2 separate regions of the Homo sapiens genome follow, and region 2 is linked to region 1. Evidence: chromatin loops called from intact Hi-C (ENCODE). Cell type or tissue: HepG2. All regions are shown on one strand. Links, peaks and the distances in the headings refer to the core of each region. The heading gives the core; the rest is flanking DNA.

The links. Hi-C counts contacts between places; a loop is a spot of excess contacts. Peaks named below come from ENCODE experiments on the same cell type or tissue, not always from the same donor. Only the 100,000 strongest peaks of a DNase experiment are listed, where the experiment ranks them.
Region 2: a loop joins it to region 1, with 2.9 times the contacts of the local background. A loop is called at or near these places in 6 of 110 quality-filtered maps.

Annotation. Positions count from the first base shown.
Region 1 is chr6:79,459,451-79,471,657 of GRCh38, reverse strand. It overlaps LOC100506851 (a long non-coding RNA gene), which reads right to left. Exons shown (of 7, transcript XR_001744215.3): 6 at 141-234. Among named protein-coding and RNA genes, the nearest start is that of LCA5, 72 kb to the left of the region's middle. RefSeq lists an enhancer at 7,592-7,886. In HepG2, for the core only: a CTCF peak has its summit at 5,239 (motif pointing right); DNase peaks (open chromatin) are centred at 6,027 and 7,717.
Region 2 is chr6:79,396,652-79,408,858 of GRCh38, reverse strand. LOC100506851 (a long non-coding RNA gene) reads right to left here and starts at 3,812. Exons shown (of 7, transcript XR_001744215.3): 1 at 3,637-3,812; 2 at 2,248-2,427. It also overlaps the pseudogene LOC100418713. RefSeq lists an enhancer at 3,994-4,592. In HepG2, for the core only: CTCF peaks have their summits at 4,012 (motif pointing left) and 4,405 (motif pointing left); DNase peaks (open chromatin) are centred at 3,938, 4,398 and 9,158.

The DNA.
Region 1 (12,207 bases), core at 2,196-10,195:
TATCTTGAAGTGGTGTCTGCATAGCAAGCACACTGTTTTATTGTTCATTGGATGGCTTAGGTGGGAGGGCTGAATTTTTCCAAAGCCAGATTTTAATTTTACCATTGTATGATTCAGGGAGGTTTCCACACAGAACTCACGCTGTTTTCAGATGGGTAAGCGAGTGTGTCAATGAGAGTAGTCCACGAATGCAGAATGATCCTTTTCTGATTTCACTGATCAAATAAGTTAACCCTGTGGAAGGAACAAATGAGAGCTAAGGGGAGGCACTTCTGGAGGTGCACCTTAACACTTAACACTTATCAGGGGGAGCACTCAGAGGGAGAAAATAGTATCACTTCCCTTTGTCATTATTGTGTAATTTTTGGCAACATAAAAGTCTCCCTTTTGCTTCAAGTAATTTCTTTTACCTTGAATTTTATTTTGGTGTTGACATCAAGACCCCCTACTTCTCTTTGGTTTGCATGTCTCATGTTTTTGTTCATCCCTTGATTTATTTTATGCCTTCTATATGGTTTTGTCTTTGATATGTTCTTATAAAGAGCATATATTTGGATTTCTTTAAAAGCCAGCATAAGTGTTTTTTGCTTGTTACACTTAGAGTTGTCACTGCTGGGTTTTGTTTAACATTAACCAGCTAATACTTGAAGTTCTTGATTTTTTTTTTCCTCTGTTAGGTTTTGTTTTTTTCTGTCTATTGATTTGAATGTTATTAATCATAGTACTTTTATATTACCTCATCATTAAACACTTGTTCACTCAGTTATTTATTTCCTAAATTTTTCTCTCTGTGTCAAGAATAACCCAAATCTGTTGACCCTCTCAGTGGAAGATATAAAAATTATCCTATTTTCTTCATTCCCCCTTTCCCATTTGCTGGTTTTTGTTCAAATGTTATAGGAATGTAAATTCATATTGTTATTATTATTACTTTACATTCCCTTTCAAGACTTTTACTTGATATGCATACTAAATTTAATAACTGTATTAACAGTTACTTAGACTTTAACTCTGTTGGTTTTACTGCTTACTGGTTTTTTTTCTGTATCTGTCTTCACTTAGTAAATTCCAATCTTTTGTTTTTGATGTTTCAAATGTTTTCTTAGTTATATTGACACTGTACTTTTTCCCTCATAATTAAATAAATTAGTATTTCCCAAATAATGACTGTCATTCTGAAATAAATTTAGGAAACACTTGGGCAAACAAAATTAAGCATACTTCTTTATTGCAAGCTTCTCAGAGTCCGTGTTATGCAACTATGGGTTATAAATCTTAGGGACATGCACTTTTCCCAAATTTGATACCATGCCAATTCTCTTGGTATTAAGTGTTACAGATAACTTTAATTCGGATTTTTTCTCCTTAGTAGATTCTTTGTTTACCTAGATTTTATTTCTTTATTACTGACATGAAAATATCAACAGAACTTGTTTAGTGTAGGTCTCTTTTGTTTTTCCTAGTACTCTGTGCATCAGACAGCATAGTACCTAAGGCAGAAACCTCTAGATACTTTAAACAGAAAGGATTTAATACAAGGAGTGAGGTGCTTATGAAATTGGAAGAACTGGAGGAGCAGGCTCTACATTGGGCTTCTGGGTGTGATTCATAGAACACTGGCTGACCACCTACAGGGGAATCACTTTTCTACTACAATCAGGAGGCCACCTGACTTCAAGAATGCATCATCCAGCTACAACTCAGACAATAAAAGACCAGAATTAGAAAGCCAACATCACCACAGTCGCTGGACACCGGAGTCCAGAGTTTGGCTCCTGCTGCCCCTGAAGCAGCTGCAAACTGTATTTGCCGGTCCCCACAGTCTTGGTTGCCAGCAGAAAAATGCCCCAAATGGGAGGAAGATAGTTTCCAGGACCCTACATTCCAGCAATGTCGTTTTTAGCTTTCCAATTTTTGATGCTCATAAAAGTATGTTTTCCTGATTAATACAACCTTAAGCTACTGGGATTAAATAGACTAATGGAGGCCAAATGACACTTCTTAACTTCTGGGTTTCCTATCTCTGAGAATTCAGTATGTTCAATCCTTTAGTCATGAATCATCACCTTTTCCCTTTCCAGGAATTTTCCACAAGGATGGTGACAACAGGTCACAGTAGGCAGAAGAAACTAGGGCTGAAGTTTCTCTAACACCATTGATTGCCCCTGTAATGAGTAAGACTCTAGAAATATTTTTCAGGATTTAGTTTCTTTCTCTTTATCAGAAGACCGAGTAAGCTATTGTTGCCATGAATACTCTGGACCAATGCTCATTTAGGTACACAGCCCCATTGACTATTATTTCCTTGTCCTATCTCACAAGACCTTCAAAACTTTCCCAGGGCTCCTGCTTTTCTGGACACCAAAATGCTGCTTAAATCTAGTAAAATAAAACTAAAATTTATGAGAATAACTGCTCCATTGTTCACAGGAAACATCCTGAATGACTCCATAGTTTAATAACTGCAGTCACCTTGACAGAGGGTTTTCATACAGATGACTTTCCTTTATCAATGTAGTACCCTTCAAGACCTGTCTCCCAGCAACACCCTCCCCCATCCTGACACGTAGCAGAACCCTGTTATCCTGGCCAGTTTTCATAAACACCCAAAAGATTCTGTGGGTATGTACTCTGAACATCCCATGGGAGACACTAAAAGATGTACATTTACTCCTTTTCGTCAACCTAAAAATCACAACAAAATTCTGTCCTTTCCAGCCTAAAATTTTTACGAAGACAGTGACCATTTTAAGATATCTCCCGAAAGACCTTAGAGAGGAGAGTCTAAGGGGAAGTACTTCTGCTCTCCTCCCTTGAGTGTTTGTTATTTTATTGGATTGCCTCATTGACACATGACCCAAAGTAAAGTGTGTAAGTGACGAAAAGCGAAGAGCATTGGCTTAAAGGGTGGAAACAGGGTTGTTCGCTAGCAGTGTCCTCAGGTCCAGTTATTTAACTCCTCTGTTAGTTTTGCTAGCAGCCAATTGGGGATTTTAATAACTTGCCCTGCCTAACCACGTGGAATTCTGTCCGTGCCATTTTTGTCTGTGTCCAAGTACTGATGACCATATAGTACAGTATAATAAAAATAGCTAACAGGACAAGTGGAGCTGGGTTGTGGCAGTGATAAGCCTCAGTTTTTGTGGGCATCAGCAGGAACACAACAGCCCCTTCCTCAGACTCAGGGCTGTGGCTGATGACCAGGGTACTGAAGGCAGCTTCTCCAACACTCACTTGTACCTAGGCTGTGTCTGTTGCCCAGGCTAGAAACGTTCTTGCTTATTCATCCAGAAGCACCTATGAGCAGCAAACTTCATCTAGAGCCACTGTTCTTGAGCAGGGCCTTGGTTCCAGAAGGGAATTCTGAAAATGCTGAGAGAATGCTGCACATATCTCTTCCATTACACACTGGAGACAGGGCAGTCAGACCTAAGGAATCCTATGGTTCCTGCCCAGCCAGCCACTGTGCCATGCTATGGTGGTGATAAACTCCCTACAAGCACGTCTTTGGCTCCTCCTTTAAATTAGCCTCTTAGCTAAAAATAATAAATTATAGGAGGAGGGGTTTTGTGTTACCTCCTGCCCTGGAGATTTAAAGGAATCTTTGCTCTCTGGGATTTCTCTTTTAAGAGCCATTGGAAGGAAAACCTAAACGAACATTTAAAGTCCCTTTGAACTGTAGCCTGTGAAGTTCCAAATACACCCTAGGAGGCCTGTGAGTCGATGTGATGTGGTGATAACAGTCAGCTGCTTCCAGCAGCTCCTGCTGTCCTTCTGCTCTGATGACACAACTTGTAGCTTTGGTCTCATTTTGAGGAACCTGCTAAAGATGGCTCTATTTGCTTTAATTCTCAGATTACTTCAGACTAATGTGTCACATCTAATTAAGATGGTGCAGTGCTGTCCCCTTGCTCTACTTACCACAGCTTCTCTGCTGAAATGTGCCATTTAACCTGGATTGTCCCAAAAGCTGGGGAACAGCTTGCTGACTGTGGTTGATGCCACGGTATCATCTTAGCAGATTTTTTTATTTCCATTAACATTTAACCTAGTATATCTTCAAGTGTTTTAATATTCCAATCAATAAGTAGAAAAATAGATATTGGAAAATTAATTTTCCCACATAATATGACTCATGCTCCACAAGATTTTTTTTGTCTTGCTCTGCTATTATAGTAGCTGCTCTGCCAACCCCATGAGTTATTGTGAGGCTCAGGTGAAGTGATATATGTATAGTAATATGTCAGGGTAAGTTGTCCAATATTTCAGGGTAAGTTTTCTACAGGTGTACATGCTAAGTGCTGACCTACTCTGTGATCTTTGTTATCTGATAAAGCTGGACCTGAACTCTGGAGGAAAAGTTTTAAAAATGTAAACAGTGCTCTATACGTGTAGTTTTGGTAACAATAAATGAAGTGTTTTCATTCCCAACCATCTCATTATGACAGTAACTCTGCTGCAGCCATTAATATCTGGAGTTAATAATCTTCTGTACTCACTGACTTTTTAATGTCTGTAAGGCAGATAGTAATCGCCAAGACTTGCTCTGCTCCTAATTGGCAATAGCAATATATGGTTTTGCCCAATATTTCTTGTGACATTATCAAGCTATTTGTGAATGGATCTGTGTGTGTTTGAAAAATGGACAGAAGCAAAACCATAAACCACAAAATTAGATGGACAAATAAAAATCCATAAATGTTTCATATCACTTTTTCTTTTCATGCTCATAGGTTTCAGCCAGGCTACACTGCCTGCCCTCTTCTAATTCAGCTAATTTGTCTATCTTTCCCGTTACACAGGTTTTCAGCGATTGCCCTGGGCAAAAGCTGACTTTCTCAGCATTTAATTCTGCAGATATTTTCTTCAGTGTAGCACGTTTTCCCAAGATACCTACTTGGATCTGTTCTGGGGTTCCAATCTCTCCAAATCCTAGGATGTCTAATCCTCTACTTGGAAATTATCCCCTTTTCCCTTTCTAGGAACTTTCCATAAGGATGGTAACAACAGTTCACAAGGGGCAAAAGCAACTAGGACCGAAGTGGCTCTGCCAGCCAGTCCAGCATTGGTGTAGACAGCTACTTGCGATACTTATGACGAGGGCTGGCCTGCATTCTTTTTGTAATTTTTAATCTGTATTATTATAAGTTACAATTAAGTAGCATTTTCGTGGAATAAGTGCTGAATTAAACCTAGATATTGAATGTACCTCACATAGATTTCCTTTAGAGGGCACTATTGATTCTCTGAAACCATGGAAACCTTTCTTCATGTTTTCTTGGTAAAATTGGCCAATTTTGAAATCTTATTGGGTTTCAAATCTACTCCATATAGTACAAAGTACTATACTCGTTACCAATTCCATACTTTGAAGATTGTCCATGTACAGAATAAGAAGTTACACCAGAATGTTGTTTGTTATGACAAGTCATCAACACAATACATATAATTCTATATTTGAAAACCTCAACTGGTTTATTTGCTTTTGAAATAAACCAGTTCAAATGGGAATTTCCTTTTGTAACTTGATGCAAAATTTAAATTAAACAATTCAGTCTTTTTTGTTTAGAAAGACAAATTACTTCTTTGGAAACTAATGTTTCATTCTAGAAATGGGTAATTATTTACATATATTTAGAAGAAACCATATTTATGGTATTTTCATTCAGACATTCATTAACATCTGAAGATACTCTACTAAAATTTTGTGGTCACATTTGTTGTGTTTTTTAGACTCTGCCAGTTTGTTGAATTTTGATAAATGCTGAAGGAGAATGCTTTTTTTTCTTCATTATTTAAAGTTAAGAGAATAGAACTTTGTAAATTGTCTCACTGGCAGCCTTTATCTAATTTCAAAATAATGGGAACCTAAAATACTCCAAAGCTCAGAAACATAATTTTGTGACATAAATACATTCATACCACCATCTACCAATGTTTACTTAGCTTTCATATAATAAGGTACTGTTCCAACATGTATGCCAATATCCTAGGTTAGTGGAAAGCAGTTATCTCATGTTTTATAAACAAACAGATTAACAGAAAGGTCATGCACATTCCAAAGAGAAGAAAATAGGTTTCCATAGTTTAATGAATTACATACAAATTCCTTGAACCAGCCTTTTAAACTCTTCACAGAATGGCCCCAGTTTACCTTCCTAACCTCGGCTTCCTCTACCAATAACCTAAGCTCCCAGCAAATGGCACCACCCACTATTATTCGGACATTTGTGCTTTTCGGTATTCCTCTCTTGACTCATCCAGTCTTTTGCCGAGAGTGCTTTTGCCTCCCCAAATGCAAATTGTAAAGGTCCCATCCATTCTTCAAGCAGCATTTTAACTGAGTCCTCTCCAGAAGCTCCCCATCTTGTGAATTTCCATGGCTGGTTGAGTATAATTTCTGAGTTTATCAATTTTGTTTTGTATTTAAGTGGGTTGGATGCTTGTTTCCTCCCTCTTTCTAGATTGCAAATTTTTTAGAAATCATTTTGGGATCGGTATCAATTCTAGCGCCCAGCATATGGTAAGGGCTCAATACATATTTTTTCAAATGAACTGGGTTAAACCAAGACATTTTTGCCATTTGTCAAATGAGGCACATTGAAAGCAGAACTTGGATAGTGTGGGATCTGAGGAATAAGGATAAATACCAGAGACATTAAAAGTGAAGGGAAAGGCCTTGGAGACTTATTAAATGTGGAAAGCAAACACTCTTACGCTCTCTCTCTTATTTTATTTTAAATCACTGCACTTATATAACACAATTTGTAGCCTAGAATGAGGCTCTATGTGGGAAAGAACTTTAATTCACCACCATATCCTCAGCACATAGTCATTGGTGCAAGACAGATTTTAGGTGCCCAGTGATATTTGATGAGTGAATGAATTAATTGATTAAAATGCAAAGCTGTCCAGCAAGAAGGACAGAATTATTACAAACAGATTAGAAACCAAAGGAGAAGGGATAACTTTGGAGAGTATGGTGACTTCAGTTTTTTTAGAGATGCATAGATGAGCATCCAAGTAGAGAACACAGAGGAAGTAACTGAAAATTGGCATTGGAATTTCATTCAAGAGTCAGACTCAAATATGTAGTTTTGGGACTTACAAATTAGCTATAATTGCTGAAGCCATAATATTGGATGGGATTATGAAGAGGAAAATGTAGGGAGGTCTGTCCAAGCTATATCATTGGGGAGTGCTTCTGTGTAGGTACAGGGCTGAAAGCCCAATAATGAGGCCTGCTTGTAAAAGTCAGGGAAAAAGCAAGCATATTTTATGTCCTTTTCTTGACTAACCACTCTACTATATATGATATTATTGAATTTCTTTTTTTCCTTGGTTTTGCCATTTTGTACTGGTCCTTATTTTCCATACTAAATGTTATAGATTTTTTATTTCCTAAAACATATCAGTATTTGATAGACTTAGATATGGACTAAAACAAGTAAAATATGGCATATGAAGGATTAATATAAAGACCAGAAGCTGAAAAACAGATTGTTGTAGCTGTATGGGTCCTGCTTTGGATTCAAATAATTAATAGAATAAACTCAGATTGGATCAGATGGTTCTTAATAGTTGCTTATGCAGAAACTTCCTGAAAGAGTTTTAGTTAACTTTAAGTTGATATGAATGACAGCTTTTGCTACGCAGAGATCAAAGGAACAAAGAGGTTTACTGGCTTCTATCTGGCCAAAGAACACTTGGAATGCAGGGTCTACTGTGGATGACTCATTTTAGAGGGATGCAAACAACTCCCGGGCCTCCAGGTAAGTATGGTGGGGCCATGGGAGGAGTCAGGAAACCATAAAGAAAGACTGAATAAACTGTCGCCCTGAAGAAAAAAAGATTTAGGAAGAACTGGGAGTTGTCTTTAAATAGTTGAAGCAGTCATGTATAAAGAATTGAATTTATTCCCCACTGCTCCAGAGGGCAGACATAGGATCAGCTAGTGGAAATTACAGGGAGGCAGACACAAGTTAAGAAAAAACTCCCAAATATTTGGATCAATCGGTATATGGAATGAGTTATCTGGTGAGTTAATGAGCAACTGAATTAAGTGATCTCAAAGTTTCTTTGTCTCTAAGAATTAATGATTTATGATCTTCCAAACCATGCCTAATTTATGTAAAGAGAACCACTATTAACCTAGTATGAACATCCTTTCAGTGTTTTCTGTGCATATTGACATATATTATTTATTCATAGAATACATACTTTTTCTTAATCAAATAAGGAGTATTCTGTGCATACTACATTATAATCTTATTTTTTCACTTAACATATAGTAAACATTTTTCTATATCATTAAATATTTTACATCCTGACTTTTATGGGCCACATTGTATGGATGCTCCATCATTATGCAACCAGCCTCCTATTTTGGGGCACTTACATTATCTTTAATTTTTTAAGGATTACAAATAACCTATTTAATAAACCTTCATAATTTCTCTTCAGCAAAAATAGACTCATCTATAAGAACAGGTTTCATGAATACATCAAACAAACCAAAACTCAAACCAAATAAGTGAACTAACTCACTCTTGACATTTTAAAAGCATTTAATTTTCCTAATAATTTCCTTAGCCTGAAAACATTTTGAGGCAGGAATTTTGGCTTTTAAAAGTTCTATGCAGCAGGAAACATATTATTCATTATATGTGTTGGGTTTTTTTTTTTTTTTTTGCAGTTACAAAATTGTCCCCTTCATGTTAAGATTACCTCAAGGTGCAAGTATAAAACATAAAACATCTAATTAAATATATAAAGCAGAACACTTGTCTGGCAGCATGATCAATGTTAATGACAATATGAATGTATAATAATGATTTTTGAAAATGTAGGAGAAAACCCTGGGTTAGTTTTTAGTATATAGGATATGAACTATTTTAAATTACAGTTCAGCATAATAAGTAAGAGTACCACACATGACCATACTAGACACAAATTGCATTATTTTAAAATAATGCCATTTATGTTCCCTATTTATTTCATTCCACAATTCTGAGATAAGTGCACTGAAAGCAAAACGCTTAATTTAAGAGGGTTTTTGGACCAAAGATCAAAAAGTAGGTGTGGGTAAGTAGGAACACATTTGAAATGGTTTCCCTTTGCGAATAATTATCATTTTTGTCAATTCAAGTCCTTTTATTTTTGTGCCTTATGATTTAGTTTGACAAGTGTGTGTGGGAAGTAATTTATTTGCAAATAAAGCCCTTTAGCATTTATAATGTAGGCATAAGCCCAAAGCTGGACCCAGTCTGATGTTTCCAAAGAATAAAAAAAAAAAATTAAGGCAGGCTACTCTTATAGAAATCTCTAAAGATAATTAAGGAAGATCAAAGACTCAAGGTGGTGAAATCTCCTCGTTTTCTGAGAAGGCTTTCCCTGGCTGAGCATTCACTGAAGGAAACAGGGTGGCAAAGAAAGGAATCTCAAATAAAACAAAAAGACACCTGAGAGAGCTTTAAAAGGACCTATTCTAAGGCTGTGAGGCAGCCTTACCTGAATCACATAGTCAATTTATTTAGGGTAATTTAATATTTTTAAGAACTCTCATTGTTTGAGACTATATGACCCAGCATAAATCTTCAGCATGCTCTATCCCTAGTGGAAAGGGGCAATCCCTATGCTGCCATGGGATTCAGACTTTTAGTACTTGGTTTCTGACGTGACTTGTATTTGTTTGTGTATTTTTTCAACTTGAGGAGGAAACTGTCTTGCAAATAACATTCTCCAGGGTCCTGGCACCAGGAAATTTTCCCAGCATACTCTGCGGCGTTTGTCAAACTTAGAATGAAGAGACGCCACTGACCCTGTTCTCAGTACATAGAACCCAGTCACTATGACAGTGACTGGACAGCAGCAGAGGAGAGGGTCTTCTGGGCATAGACTGTTTGGGCATAGATATATACCTTAAAAATTTTGGAAAAGGACAGAAATGAGAAGAAGAAGAAAAGAAAAAGGGGACAAAATGAAGAACAAAATATGTTACCTCAGGGTATAGTAATAAATTGCCCATACCCAAAGAGAAGCCTGGCTTTTTCCTTGGGCCCTGGGAGGTACTCTCTAACCCCTTAGAATGTCATATCTTTGTCTACCTGAGGGACTTGGGCCACGCCAGCAGTCTAATAATGTGCTTTTGGTGGGGCTGGAGACTGAGGTCGAACACATGGGTGATCAACCAGGTCTGTGTGACTGAGTCCCAATAAAAACTCTGGGCACCAAGCCGTGGGTGAGCTTCCCTGGTTGGCAGTACTTTGTGCATATTGCCTCACAATGTTACTGGGAAAGCTAATGCTGTCCACAATATGCTGGAAGAGAACAATCAGTTCTTTGTTGGGGACTTTTCTGGACACTGCCCTATGTATCACTTCCCTTGACTGATTTGATTCTGTAACCTTTCACTGTGATAAATCAAAACCATGAATATAACAGCTTTCAGTGAGTTCTGTGAGTCCTTCTAGTGAACTATGGAAACTGAGAGTGGTCTCCAGAAACCCTGGAATTGCATTTGGTGTCAGAAGTAAGGGTGGTTTTGTGTACTGCTTCCTGACTTTGCACTCAGGATAGCAACCCAGTTCTCTCCACAGTGGAGAGACCCACCTGTGAGCTTTGCCACCTTCTTCTCCTCCACATCTCTTTGGCACCCACCCATCACTCTACAACCGAGCACACCCACTATTCTATAAGATTGTGCCACCAGAAGATTCCTCCTTAACCTCCCACAATCCCCCTCTAGGAGAAATTGTCTGCTGTAGTCTGGCTACTCTCCTTATTACTTCTCTCATACATGAATATATTGCCATTACTCAGGCTGTTCCCTTGATTTAAGTGTCCCCTCCTCCCTCATCCCATCTAAATCCCACCTGTGTATACACTTAAGAAAGGGGATGTTTTCAACTTCTTTGCCTTTGGTTTGAATTTCCTCCCGTAGCTCGGAGTAGTTTGATCGTCTGAAGCCTTCCTCTCTCAACTCGTCAAAGTCATTCTCCATCCAGCTTTGTTCCATTGCTGGTGAGGAGCTGCATTCCTTTGGAGGAGGAGAGGCACTCTGCTTTTTAGAATTTCCAGTTTTTCTGCTCTGTTTTTTCCCCATCTTTGTGGTTTTATCTACTTTTGGTTTTTGATGATGGTGAGGTACAGATGGGTTTTTGGTGTGGATGTCCTTTCTGTGTGTTAGTTTTCCTTCTAACAGACAGGACCCTCAGCTGCAGGTCTGTTGGAGTTTGCTAGAGGTCCACTCCAGACCCTGTTTGCCTGAGTACCAGCAGTGGTGGCTGCAGAACAGCGGATTTTCTTGAACCGCGAATGCTGCTGTCTGATCGTTCCTCTGGAAGTTTTGTCTGAGAGGAGTACCCGGCCGTGTGAGGTGTCAGTCTGCCCCTACTGGGGGGTGCCTCCCAGTTAGGCTGCTCGGGGGTCAGGGGTCAGGGACCCACTTGAGGAGGCAGTCTGCCTGTTCTCAGATCTCCAGCTGCGTGCTGGGAGAACCACTGCTCTCTTCAAAGCTCAGATGGAACTGAGCAACCTGTTCCTGAATGACTACTGGGTGCATAACGAAATGAAGGCAGAAATAAAGATGTTCTTTGAAATCAACGAGAGCAAAGACACAACATACCAGAATCTCTGGGACACTTTCAAAGCAGTGTGTAGAGGGAAATTTATAGCACTAAATGCCCACAAGAGTAAGCAGGAAAGATCCAAAATTGACACTCTAACATCACAATTAAAAGAACTAGAAAAGCAAGAGCAAACACATTCAAAAGCTAGCGGAAGGCAAGAAATAACTAAAATCAGAGCAGAACTGAAGGAAATAGAGACACAAAAAACCCTTCAAAAAATTAATGAATCCAGGAGCTGGTTTTTTGAAAGGATCAACAAAATTGATAGACCGCTAGCAAGACTAATAAAGAAGAAAAAAGAGAAGAATCAAATAGACGCAATAAAAAATGATAACGGGGATATCACCACCGATTCCACAGAAATACAAACTACCATCAGAGAATACTACAAACACCTCTATGCAAATAAACTAGAAAATCTAGAAGAAATGAATAAATTCCTCAACACATACACACTCCCAAGACTAAACCAGGAAGAAGTTGAATCTCTGAATAGACCAATAACAGGCTCTGAAACTGTGGCAATAATCAATAGCTTACCAACCAAAAAGAGTCCAGGACCAGATGGATTCACAGC
Region 2 (12,207 bases), core at 1,293-9,292, 62 kb after region 1:
GTCTATGGAAAACATCTGGGGCTTGAACTATTTGGAGTTATTTACTCAGGGCTATCACAAGGAGCCAGGAGAAGTACACAGTCTTCTGACAATTAGTTGAGGAGGCGTTTACTGCTGTTCTTACATACTGTATAACAGAAGAGGTCACCATTCACGTGTCTATTTCCCTTGCTATGTATCTTCTCTAATTTTCAATCATGAGGACCTCTTCTTGATGTCAAGAAATATTGCATACTACAATCCCTCCCCAAAAGCAGTGGTCACTTGACGGAGGAAATACATTATGAAAAACTGCTACAGTGAATTAACTAAGAATGGAAATTTTATGAATCACATTAACATCTATGTATATTTGGAAAATGGTAGTGCATTTCTGCGTGTAACATTTTAGCTATCCAGTAAACAGCCATCCAGGAAGCAAAGAATCCCTTGCATTAACATCCTGGCGCCACAGAGACCTACATCCTGCAGGCTGGGAACCAATGTCTAAAGGTATTTAACTGAGAGTTTGGAGAAGAAAGTACCACAAAGTTAAGTTGAACATTATCTTTCTGAATGGTCTATAATTCTACTAATGACTGCTGAGTTTAAAAATTAAAATAATGATAGGCTGACTGTAAATAGATTTTTGTTTTTGAAACAGGAAAACATGAATTTCTAGTTGCTTTGGAGTCTAATATTTGACTACGGTAGACTGATCTAAGTCTTGGCAGGATACGAGACATAATTTGAAACCATGAAGGTATAAGCCCAAGGGAACAATGTGTATAATGCTGGAATTATGTTCAAACTGATCAGGGGGATGGCCAGGGGGATTTCTTTATTAAAATTATTGAACAGGAAAGTGCCTTCAACCACAATATAAAAGGCAATTTGCAATTACTGTTCTACTTTTCCTCGACTTTCCATTTTATTTTAGTACACAAGCAGTTTGTGGTAAAATCAGCTTTTGCATCTCTTGGACTTATATTTTACAGAAAAAGATTTACTTTAGTTTTCATTTTAATGCTACCATGTAACAAATTGCTCTAAACTTTAAAAAAAATCTGCTTTCTGGTCTGTTTACTTCCTTTTTGTCATTAAATGATTAGGAAGATAACATTGTTGAGATCCTGAAGATTCTGAGGATGAAACATATATTTATGCTACATTAGGGAAGTGAAGCATTTCTTGAATCAGTATTTTAAAAGTGGAGTCAAATAAAATTTATTTATTTTAATCTCTGAGTTGATTTAGCTCTGGGCTATCCAAAAATGAATTTCTCAATATGAGAAATAGTCAGCTGTTTAAAATAAAATTATGACATTGAAAATTACATACTACAAATCCTAGAATATAGTGGCGCTCAAAAAAGATTATTTTTCATTGGCTTGGGGATAAAAATGCTACTATTTGTTCATTTAGTATTTTTTTCTTTACTTCAAGACTTTTGTTTCAGAATTAAAAGTTAAGTTCTAGAAAAAATGTTTCACGAATGAACAAGAAGCAAAACAGTGTATGAAAGTACTTTGTAAATTAAAAGGTAATATTAAGCCCATACCCATCAATATTTTAATGAAAGCCTATATCACAAATAGGTGTTGACATTCATTTATTCCTTCATTTATCCATTCAACAAGCATTTGTTGAATAATAGGAATTCTGCTGTGTGCTTAGGATTCAGTTCTACACAAGGTAATAGAGAAGCCATGCATTTTAGGCTCTGGAGCCTGCATTTGAATCCTAGCTTTGTCCCTTACTTATTGTGTGACTTTGGGCAAATTAAGTGACCTTTCCATGCCTTGATTTTGCCTTCAGTTAAATGAAGATATTAATGACATTTAACTCATAGAGATGTCCTGGAATGGTGGTTTATAACCTACCTTGGCCGTGTGTTAGAATTACCCAGAGAGCTTTTTAAAAATACCAATATATTCCTCAGCCACTACAGTTCTGGTGAAGTGATAACAGAGACTTGGACTCTGACAGCCAACCGATAGTGTCACCTTGAGGACACCTAGTTATGGTTTTTCCTGACTCCCTCAAGAGGAGCCCACTATAGGCTTGCAGGTGGAGTTTTGACCAATCATAACTTTCTCCATATTATCCTAAAAGAATATGAAAGGGCTGTAATCTTTAGATCAGGCCACATCATATAATGAGGAGCCAAAGAACCTGGTTTGTTTGTTATCCTGCCATGAACGATAGCTTGATCCAAGTAGACGTGAGAACTATTTCATTAGATATTCCACCAGAGGAGAAACTTACCAAGGATTCAGTGACAATTCGTGTGGACAATTTATGTCATCAAATTCAGAATGCCACCATGGCAGATATCACCAATGCCGATTCAAAACCCATATTTAGGCACCAGGAACTTTCTCAGGTCCACTCTGACACAGAAATTGCATACAACATGTCAGGTTCTCTGGACAATGGTACTGATGTCTGAAGGATAGAAGTAGAGTGTGAGGCAATTAGGTATGCAAACTCACCTGTGCAACCCCCTTGATTCACAGATTCAGAAGCAAAAGCATCCCATGAAGTCTAAGCCAAGCTCATTGCAGCTGGGGGAGAAAATGGCTCCATCCTGAGCTCTGAATGAGGCCTCAGTGGTGAGTAACTGATTCCCTAACACCCTTAAATCTGGAATGACCAGGCCCGAAATGACCAGAGTTGCTGAGAATTCTGTGAATGTCTTCCTCTGCTCATGGATGTATGATGAGGCATTGAATTTGTTTCCTATGGTTGCTGAAACAAATTACCACAAATCTAGTGGCTTAAAACAAAACAAATCTATTATTTTATACTTCTAGAAGTCAGAATTTAGAAAATGGGTCTTATGGGGCTAAAATCAAAGTATTGACATGGCCACATTCCTTTCAGAAGCTCTAGGGGAAAACCCACTTCTTTGCCTTTTATAGCTTTACAGGCTGCCCACATTCCTTGGCTTGTGGCTCCTTTACATCTTCCAAGAAGCAATCACATCGTAACCCATGCTTCCGTGGTGATGTATCTTTTGATGACTCTCCTGCCTCCCTCTATCCCTTATAAGAGCTCCTGTAATTGCATTGGGACCACCTGAGTAATCCAGAATAATCTCCCCATTACAAATTCTAAATCATATCTGCAAAGTCCCTTTTGCCACATAGGGTAACACATTTACAAGCTCTAGGGATTAGGATGTGAACACAGGCATCATGGGACAAAACATGGAATTATAGAGGTCAAGGCAGAGTTAACCTTCAATGCTCAGGGAAGAGTAGGGCAGGGTGACTTGAACTTCTCCCTCCCCCTCCTTTGCCAGAAGTTGAGTTTCGTATATCTAGAATGCATAGCAGATAAAAGAATTGTTAGTCTGTAAATGCCAAGAGACATACAGCTTGATGATTTATAGAAAAAATCTCTTAGCTTTTATAATATTTCATAGTTCTTCGTTTTTATTGTTGAGAAGCAGGTTAAATTCCTCTTTCTTTTGGCTCCTATAGAGGCACACTTCACCCTAGAAACAAAGTGCAGTGTGTAGGTTATAACCAACACAGGCCTTCTCCTATCACTCTGCTTACTCCTGCAGAAACTTATTGAAGAAAGGGTTCCCCAAACCTGTTTGGTCTGAAAAACAGTTGAACCCAAACTGTATTTGGAAATAATCCTTACCTGAGCATAGGCATGTCCTTGGCTGTGCCTGCCAGTGATGCAGGGTATTTTCTCAACCCCTTCATAGGACTTGTGGCAAGGGTGCCTCATTTACTCAGCCTGCTCTGCTCAACCCCTCTCGGGAGGGAGTGTGCAAGCAAGCGAGTGTGGAATCAGAGTTAGCAAGTGCAAGAGCTGGTCAGCGGCCCAGCGGGAGCAAACTCCATTCACTTGGGTTCACCAGGCTCCACCTGTTGCGAGAGGGAGCGTGCGAGCAAACAAGTGCAGGAACCAGCTGGCTGCTTCAGTGCTAGCAGGAGCAAACTCCACTGGCAGGAGCAAACTCCGTGCAGGCCCTTGTGACCCCAAGGCCCCAGAGGGTGTGTCACAGTGCTTTCTTAGCTCCGCCACCTGCAGACAGCAGTGTGTTATCAGCTCAGTGGGCCTTTTGCTTTGTCACATGCGGTGGCTGCCCTCTGCCAGCAAGGGCAAAGGGCCAGTGTGACAGCCTTTTTGGGTACTCATGTGGTGCATCCCAAATTCTTGTCCAGTGCCCAAGAGGAATGAGGTCACGTGGACAAACTGAAGAACGGTGAATGTGGAGAATTTTATTGAGTGATGAAAGTGGCTCTCAGCAGAGAGGGAAGCTGGGAAGGGGATGGGAAGGGCAGGTCCCTCTCCCCTGAAGCCAAGCTTCCTCTCTGCCTCTCTCTTCCAAAGTCAAGTTGCCTCAACCCGCCACTGTCTCTGAAGTTAAGTCGCCCTACCTGGATGTCCAGCCACTTCTTCCCTCTGCTGGCTGAGTCTGGGATATTTATAGGCACAGGATGGGAGGCAGGGCAGGCCATAGGTAGTTTTGGAAAAGGCAACATTTGATTGATAAAAAGACATTATTCAGGAAGAAACAATCAGGAGAGAGCAGGCACACACAGGGATGGAAATTCTTCCTTTGGGCCATGGTGGCTTCAGCTTTTCAACTTGAAGGTGGAGGTTTGCCAGGGACCTGCCCTGTCTGCCCAGAGTTCTCTGCCTCGGTCACAATTACCAGCACCAGGGAAGTAGGCAAAACAAATGGCAAAGCTTTTCCAATTGTTCCATGACTTTTAAATCTGCTGTTTTAGATATTCTTAATACAAAAGTACTGATTTGTTTTAATTGTTTTGAGCCTTCCTTATGAGTGAATGATTATACTGTGGATTGTCTTTTGAACCAGGTAAATACTGCCCCAAAATAGCCTAGTTTCAAATATCAGGCTTTAGATCATTTTGTTTTGCTTTTTAAATGAATCTTTCTCTGCTGAGCCATAGAGGTCAGGATAGAATAGCTATTTGAACCAGCTATTCTGAATAGCTATTTGAATAGCTTCAGAACTAATGTGCTTTTTCTAACATCTTTAGGGAAGCAGTGTATTTTACTCCCTGCATGTGGTATGCTATTGTGCACTGTGAAGGCCTGGATTACAATTCCTGGTTCTCACAGTGCACAATAATATTTGCACACCGGAATTCATCATATGTGGGGCACAAAACAGCCAAAGAACTTGGCAGATACCATCCAACTTGTGAAATAGAAAGAAAAATCAATGTAAAACACTCCAGACTATTTGTTTTCTCCCATCCCCCAACATATGATTGATCCTGATCCTGATTGATTCTTACTCTATAACATTGGGCAGCACCTTCCAGATCTCAACAGCCTGTGAATCTGTGTACATGACCCTCCACCTCCTGGGTCTAGGAAACCAACCTTGACATTCATATTATTTCTTCTTTGAGATTCTGAGTTGACCTTGAAAAGTCCAGAACTTGGGCAGTGCTCTCCCAGAGCCACCCTGGGCATCTGTTCTTTGATAGACAAGCCTTGTCAGTCCAATCTGCAGAGGAAGGCTTTCAATCCATCCCTGAGTTTGAACCACACTCTGGCTTCCCACACCCAGGATCTTGGCCAAGATTATTTGAAGACATCTAGAGTTTTGTTTTGTTTTGTTTTTTTTACTTGGAACTCAAGTTGCATGTTTTTCTTATTGAAGTTTAATGTTTGGTTTTATCTGCATTCTCAGAAACAACTTCATCCTCTTCTGGCTGAAAAATCCCTGATTTGATTTAAAATAATGTGTGCATTAAAACATAATAATAATGGAAGCCAATGGAACAAAAAATGTGTTTGTCCTATCTAACCATTTTTCTTAGAAACCTAGCTGGGACTATGATTTTCTTAGCAAATTCCTAAGCTCAGAGAAGTTAAGCGTGTGCATGACAGCACAAAGCCAGGGGCCTAGCCCAGCAAGATAGAGGGGGTGTTTTATGGGATAGTATTTCAATGAATGACTGAAGCCTGGATATCTGGCTCCATGGGGTGCAGTTACCACACAAGACAGTGTGTCTGAGTGGAAGAAGGAAGGCTGGATCCAGGCCTCTGTGTGACGCTCAATGTGGTGTTATTCAGCCGCTACTAAGGAGTACCTACCTGCCTCCTGGGTGACAGAACCTCCAGGGCTTTGCCAATCACAGCTGCAGAAAGGGCAGTGCTTGGAGAGTTGACAGCATTTTAAAAAATTGTAATAGATGCCTATATCTAATACCAAGCATTAAATAAGACAGGAATATCACCCAATGTGTTTACAAACCTTGTTTTTTGAAAGATTTACAAAGTATATTTTTTAGTCATAACTTTTAAAAAGGTTTTGAAGGTAACAAGACCTGCTTAGCTAAAAATCCCAGGGCAAAAGTGCATTGCTGGCCAGCTGGTAGTGGTTGAAGAAAGACCAGAGTATAAGTAGGTGTAGCAAATTAACAGCCCAGGTGATGTAATAAAACTTAAAGGACTGCTATTAAAGCTACTCAACTTCAACTTGAACTTGTCTTTAATTCTTGACATAACTTTATGAAATGCTTACATTTTTGCTCTAATTATTCCTTCTTTCCCTTTCTTCCTCTTCTCCCAATGAAGTAATCAGTTCGATTGTTTGACCAAAATTTATATTTTGAAGTATTGTTTGTAAATAATGAATTAAAAGTTACCCATAAAATCCAGACAATGCAGTGACCTACCCTTTAAAGAAATCACTGCATATGATTTTGAAACAAAATGCAGGTTCTTCAGGGCAACTGACACCATCATTAAACGATATCGTTGTAACAAGTAAATAAAATGCTATCTTGTTAAAGAAAATTCATCTGTGTTGATATAATTTTCCCAATTATAAAGGCTCAAGTTGATATTAGGGTAGAAAATTGGAACAAAAGAAAAACATTTCTGTAATGTTTGCATTCTGACCACCTGGAAGAAAACTAGATTCAAAACAATGATTTCCAGGGAAATGAAATTAATTGAAAGTTCTCAGGAAAAACTATTTAATAGTTGTTCTGTGAGAAAGCCATTATTAAATCTTTAAATAAAATGATATTTTTATTTGAAGGTCATTATAAAAAACTAAAAAAAAAAAAGGATTTTACCAAAGAGAAAGGTAAAAATATTGATAAGGTTCGGGCGTGGTGGCTCACGCCTGTAATCCCAGCACTTTTGGAGGCTGAGGTGGGCAAATCACTTGAGGTCAGGAGTTCGAGACCAGCCTGGCCAACATGGCAAAACCCAGTCTCTACTAAAAATACAGAAAGAATTAGCCAGGTGTCGTGGCGCCACCTGTAATCCCAGCTACTCTGGAGGCTGAGGCACAAAAATCACTTGAACCCAGGAAGCAGAGGTTGCAGTGAGCTGAGATTGCGCCACTGCACTCCAGCCTGGGCGACAGAGTCTCAAAAAAATTTGTTTGTTAAGATAGTAATAAGAAATAATCACATATCAGATGATGGAATTCTTTTTCTGGTTTTCTGGCTTCACATTCATTAACTTCTCTGTTCAGCTGCTGTTTTATGCCACTCTCTTCTCAACTTGATTGTTTTTTCATTTAGAATGAATGACACTGTCTGATTATTTAGCACCAAAAGGCATTTTTATCTATTCCTCTGTAGATAAAAAGTATTCTAAGTGCAGACCACTAAAAGTTTGTGTGCATACATATATTGGGGTTATGCATTCAGGTAATTTTGTTAAAATTGTTTCTCTGGATTCAGAGTTGTGTCGGGAAAGGCAAAGAAAAATCACATAAGCATTTAAATAATTCTCAAGGATTTCAAAAGAGAAATCATGAGGTTCCCTAACTGCTATGATGCAATTCTGTGAGCATGAAAAATGTCAGGAAAATAGTGGGTAGATGTGGTACCATACGAAGAGTACTACACTAAATAGTGTAAATATGGTTTACACTATTATAAAGTTCTTCAAAAAACAATCATGCTCCAATTTCCTTATTTTCTTCAAAAAGTTTTTTTCTCTATTATCATCAATGTATAAAAATTCACATTTCCATTTTATAAGGTTTGATAAGTTGCCTTGTGTCAAACATATTTTTCTGGCTTCCAGATAACCAGTGCAAGGCCAGCATGCCTTTTACATGGCCTCAGCCACAGGTGATCACACTTTATGAGGTCAGACCTTGGGCCTCAGACTGCACAGTGCCAAGTGGTTATAATAGGTCCTCAACCCAAATTGTGCTCCCTGTCCCATACTACAACTTCCTTCAAAATTCTTCCATCACCCTTTCACCTTCTCACAAAGTCAGGGATTTTATTGGAAACCCATACTTCAAGCAAACCATGCAAAGGCAGAATCATCAGTGGTTCTGAAAGTAGTGGTAGGGAAAACAGCTGGGACCCTTTAATGGCATAAAAAGCCCTCCCTCTCAGGTGCTGGAGCCTTCTTCAAGCTAGGTCATTGTGAATGGAGAGCTCACTGCCTATCTGGGTCTTGTCGCCTGGAATTAAGATGTAATTACTATCCTGGCAGACTACCCCTTACCAAGGATAAACAGGTGGGTGCAGTTGGCAGTAATTACCCCTTTTTCTGACTCACAAATAACCTGGCACCTTCCCCACCATGGTTAGCAAATCCCAGAAGCCCTAATCATCAAGTAATTGTTTGATTGGGACTGGATTAGTCCTCAGAGCTAGAAGTGCCTGATAAGAAAAGGGATATACAACTCGGAACTAATTATTTTCCTGTTATAGTTGGCATTTCAGCAGAAAGAAACCCAGGGTTTCATTAGAATGTTAATGAAGAGACTTTTTCACCTGAGTCTTAATGAGACTAACAGGTTCTACTCTCCCACTATGTCTTTCTTTTGCCACACAGGTCTTACCTAGAAGTTGGTGGGTATTCACTGTATGGTGAGGACAATACAGGTTCCAAAAAGAAAGCCTGAGTGTTAAACCTGCTAGACTAGGAAAACAAGCAATTATCTGAAAAATTCTGACCCTTAATCTTTTGTTTCCTCAAATAACTCAGGTAAAAAATGGGGCTTCTCCTAAATTGTCTTAAAATTGCCTCAATTTCCTTCTTTGCTAGTGGAAATTTCCTTTCATTTTGCTTCTTCAGCTGAAAGGCGTTTCAAACAGCAACGAGGCTAGACATTGTCCTTGCATCAATAGGGTGGGCGTGGGTTTTCTGACAGATTAGTGTGATTGCATGTGTTTCTCTTCTCACTGATCTTTGCTCTCAAACAGCCCCAGAATGCTGATGCTGGTACTGTAGCCTTATCTCAGCTTGGCCCTAGACAAAACTGTTATGGAAGAAGAGAGCCTGGTGAGAAGAGAACAGAATCTGTGGTCAGATAGACCTAGGTTCCTATCCTGGCTCTTATACCAGTTTCCTGAGTGGCCTGTAAATTCATTCATCCCTAATTCAGTTGCTGGTCTGAGAGGACAAGCTAGATACGGTTATGGTGACTGTCTGATGAAATAGCATAGATGTAAGCAGCCAAGAGTATCTAGGAAATGCAAACAATTAATACCTGATTTCCCTTCTTTACCACTTGGGAAGGATGGCCAAACATCCTTGTTCTCCTGTTGTGTTGGAGTAATCATTAACAGCGCCCCAAATGTCCCCGTTAGGATGATAAATTCTGTGGTTATGCTACACCCAGGTAAAGTTGGGTTTTGATCATGTTCTTTTTGTTTGTTTGTTTTGTTATTTTATTTTATTTTATTTTATTATTATTATACTTTAAGTTTTAGGGTACATGTGCACAATATGCAGGTTTGTTACATATGTATACATGTGCCATGTTGGTGTGCTGCACCCATTAACTCATCATTTAGCATTAGGTATATCTCCTAATGTTATCCCTCCCCCCTCCCCCCACCCCACAACAGTCCCCGGAGTGTGATGTTCCCCTTCCTGTGTCCATGTGTTCTTATTGTTCAGTTCCCACCTATGAGTGAGAACATGCGGTGTTTGGTTTTTTGTCCTTGCAATAGTTTGCTGAGAATGATGGTTTCCAGTTTCATCCATGTTCTTGCAAAGGACATGAACTCATCCTTTTTTATGGCTGCATAGTATTCCATGGTGTATATGTGCCACATTTTCTTATGTTCTAACCCTCTTTGTGATAACACCCTCTACCTTTGTCAGAGAACTTTAGTGGGAAGGAATGAAACTCCTCCATCCAGCTTAAGCAACCAATGGAATTCATTGGAAAGGTGCAGAAGTGTTCACAAAACAGTCAGGCTTCATGAGGGGCCAGAACTCAGAAACTAAAGTTATGTTTTTATCTCCCCAGAACTGCACGTTCTCCTGATTGCTTCTCTCTGCACATCTGGTTTTATCTTTTCAAAAACTACTGACTTTCACTGCTTTAGCATGCATGTGGCCACCATGATCTCCAGCTTTATACCATTCACAAGTCCATCAGACACTGACTAACGTTAGTTTGTAACTCCAACTTTCATACTCCTAAATTAAAGAATGCCTGGGTTTTTCATGTACACAAATGCATTCCAAACACACTGCCTTGAGTGTGGTATCCACCTATGGTTAAGTCACCTGTGACTGGAGAGGAGATGAGGTCTCACGTGGTTTGCTACCCTTTTCATAGATCTCTGAGCATTTTCTCTGAAAAGGGAGCATGAGAAAGTTCTTGAAGGTTTGCAGGGTGAGTAAATGGATAATGAAGAAAAAGATGGCCTTTTAGTAACCCTACCCCACACATACAATATTCTGATGTCCCACTGAAGCACTTTCCCACTGTTGCTCAACAAGTATGACTTGTATACACCCAGAATTCAAAGTTCTGCTTCTGGGGTCTCATAACTTCAAGTATTTTCTCTGTGCTGGGTGATGTCTAAGGGGTTATCTATCCTCAACAGCTCACATTTTGCAGTGATTGTAAATGTTCCCTCACCACTAATAGTCAACATGTGTTCATTTTCCCAGAGGCTTCCAGGGGACAGGGTGCTGGAAACTAGCACTTCTCAAATTTTTCTAGCAAAGTGGCCCTTATAGTAGAAAGAATTCCTATGCTTAGGGTTCTGAGATTGTAGTGAAAGGTAAATCTGAAATTTCTCGCATTTTAGCTTTTAAACTTAGGTCAATTTGCATCTTATAAAACATTTGCATTTGTTTTGATATAACTTCTCTCAAATTTTGGAGTGAAGCCACTGTTCTCAAACAACGTACCATGATTCTCCTGTAGTATCCCAGGCATACTGCCACGTACCTACTGGGCTGTGCAAGCCCTGGTTTGAGACACATGGATCTAACCCAATGAAAGGGAAATAACAATACTGGAAATTTAGGCATCAGAATAAGTCAGTGGGGGATCCATTCTGGAGTTGATTATTATTATTATTATTATTTTTTGGCATCTCAGGTCACCTAACATTTGAACATCTGGTTATAGGGTTGGGTCTGAATGGCACTCATATTTTCTTCCACTTTCTAGAAATAGATGTGAATTCTAATCCTAGTTCTACCTGTGTTCTCCTAATCCTCCAATTAACTAGCCATGAGATATCGAGCAAGTTGCTGGAGTTCTCTTTACCTTAATTTTCTTATTTATATATTAGACAGGTTAGTAAAGAACTCCTGTGAGAATTGAGTAAGGTACCATATGGTGTCTAGCACATGTTTTTTCTCCTCTTATCTTGCATTCCTTTCTTCCATATGCACATAGATTGCTTTCTTCCCTCCTTTCCCAATAACTTACACCCTACTTTAGTCATGTAAGTGCACTCTTGTCTCTTCAGTTAAAGTCTCTACTCTGGGCCTCTGGAAAAAAGAGGGACAGGCAGGGCCTAAAGTCAGCCTGGATTCCTGCAGTCCTGAGAGTTGCTACTTGCTCCCTCTTTCCAAATGTAAATGAGATATTTCTTGTATAGTCATTGACACCTTCCTTTCTTCCCTCTTCTCCTTACACACACAGTACGAAACCCAGATATGAAAGGGATACCAAAGAGAGCCAGCATGAACAATTTCAGAATTTAAGGCTTTAAAGGAGAAGTATCTGAAAGGCCCATCCAATCATGGAGAAGCCATAGATAACTTAGAGTAGGCACCAGTGACTTCCTTCAGGAATCTCCTGGCTCATCCTTCCTGTCTTGTGCCTAGCTTCTGCCTTTCCACCCAGCCCATGATTCAGTTCCTTTCCTCCTTATCTTCATACGCAGCTCTGGCTCTCACAAGCCCACTATGGTAATTCAGGCTGGTTTCTGCTTGTACAGAAGGCAAACAAAGACAGAGGTGGATTTTGCATTTGTG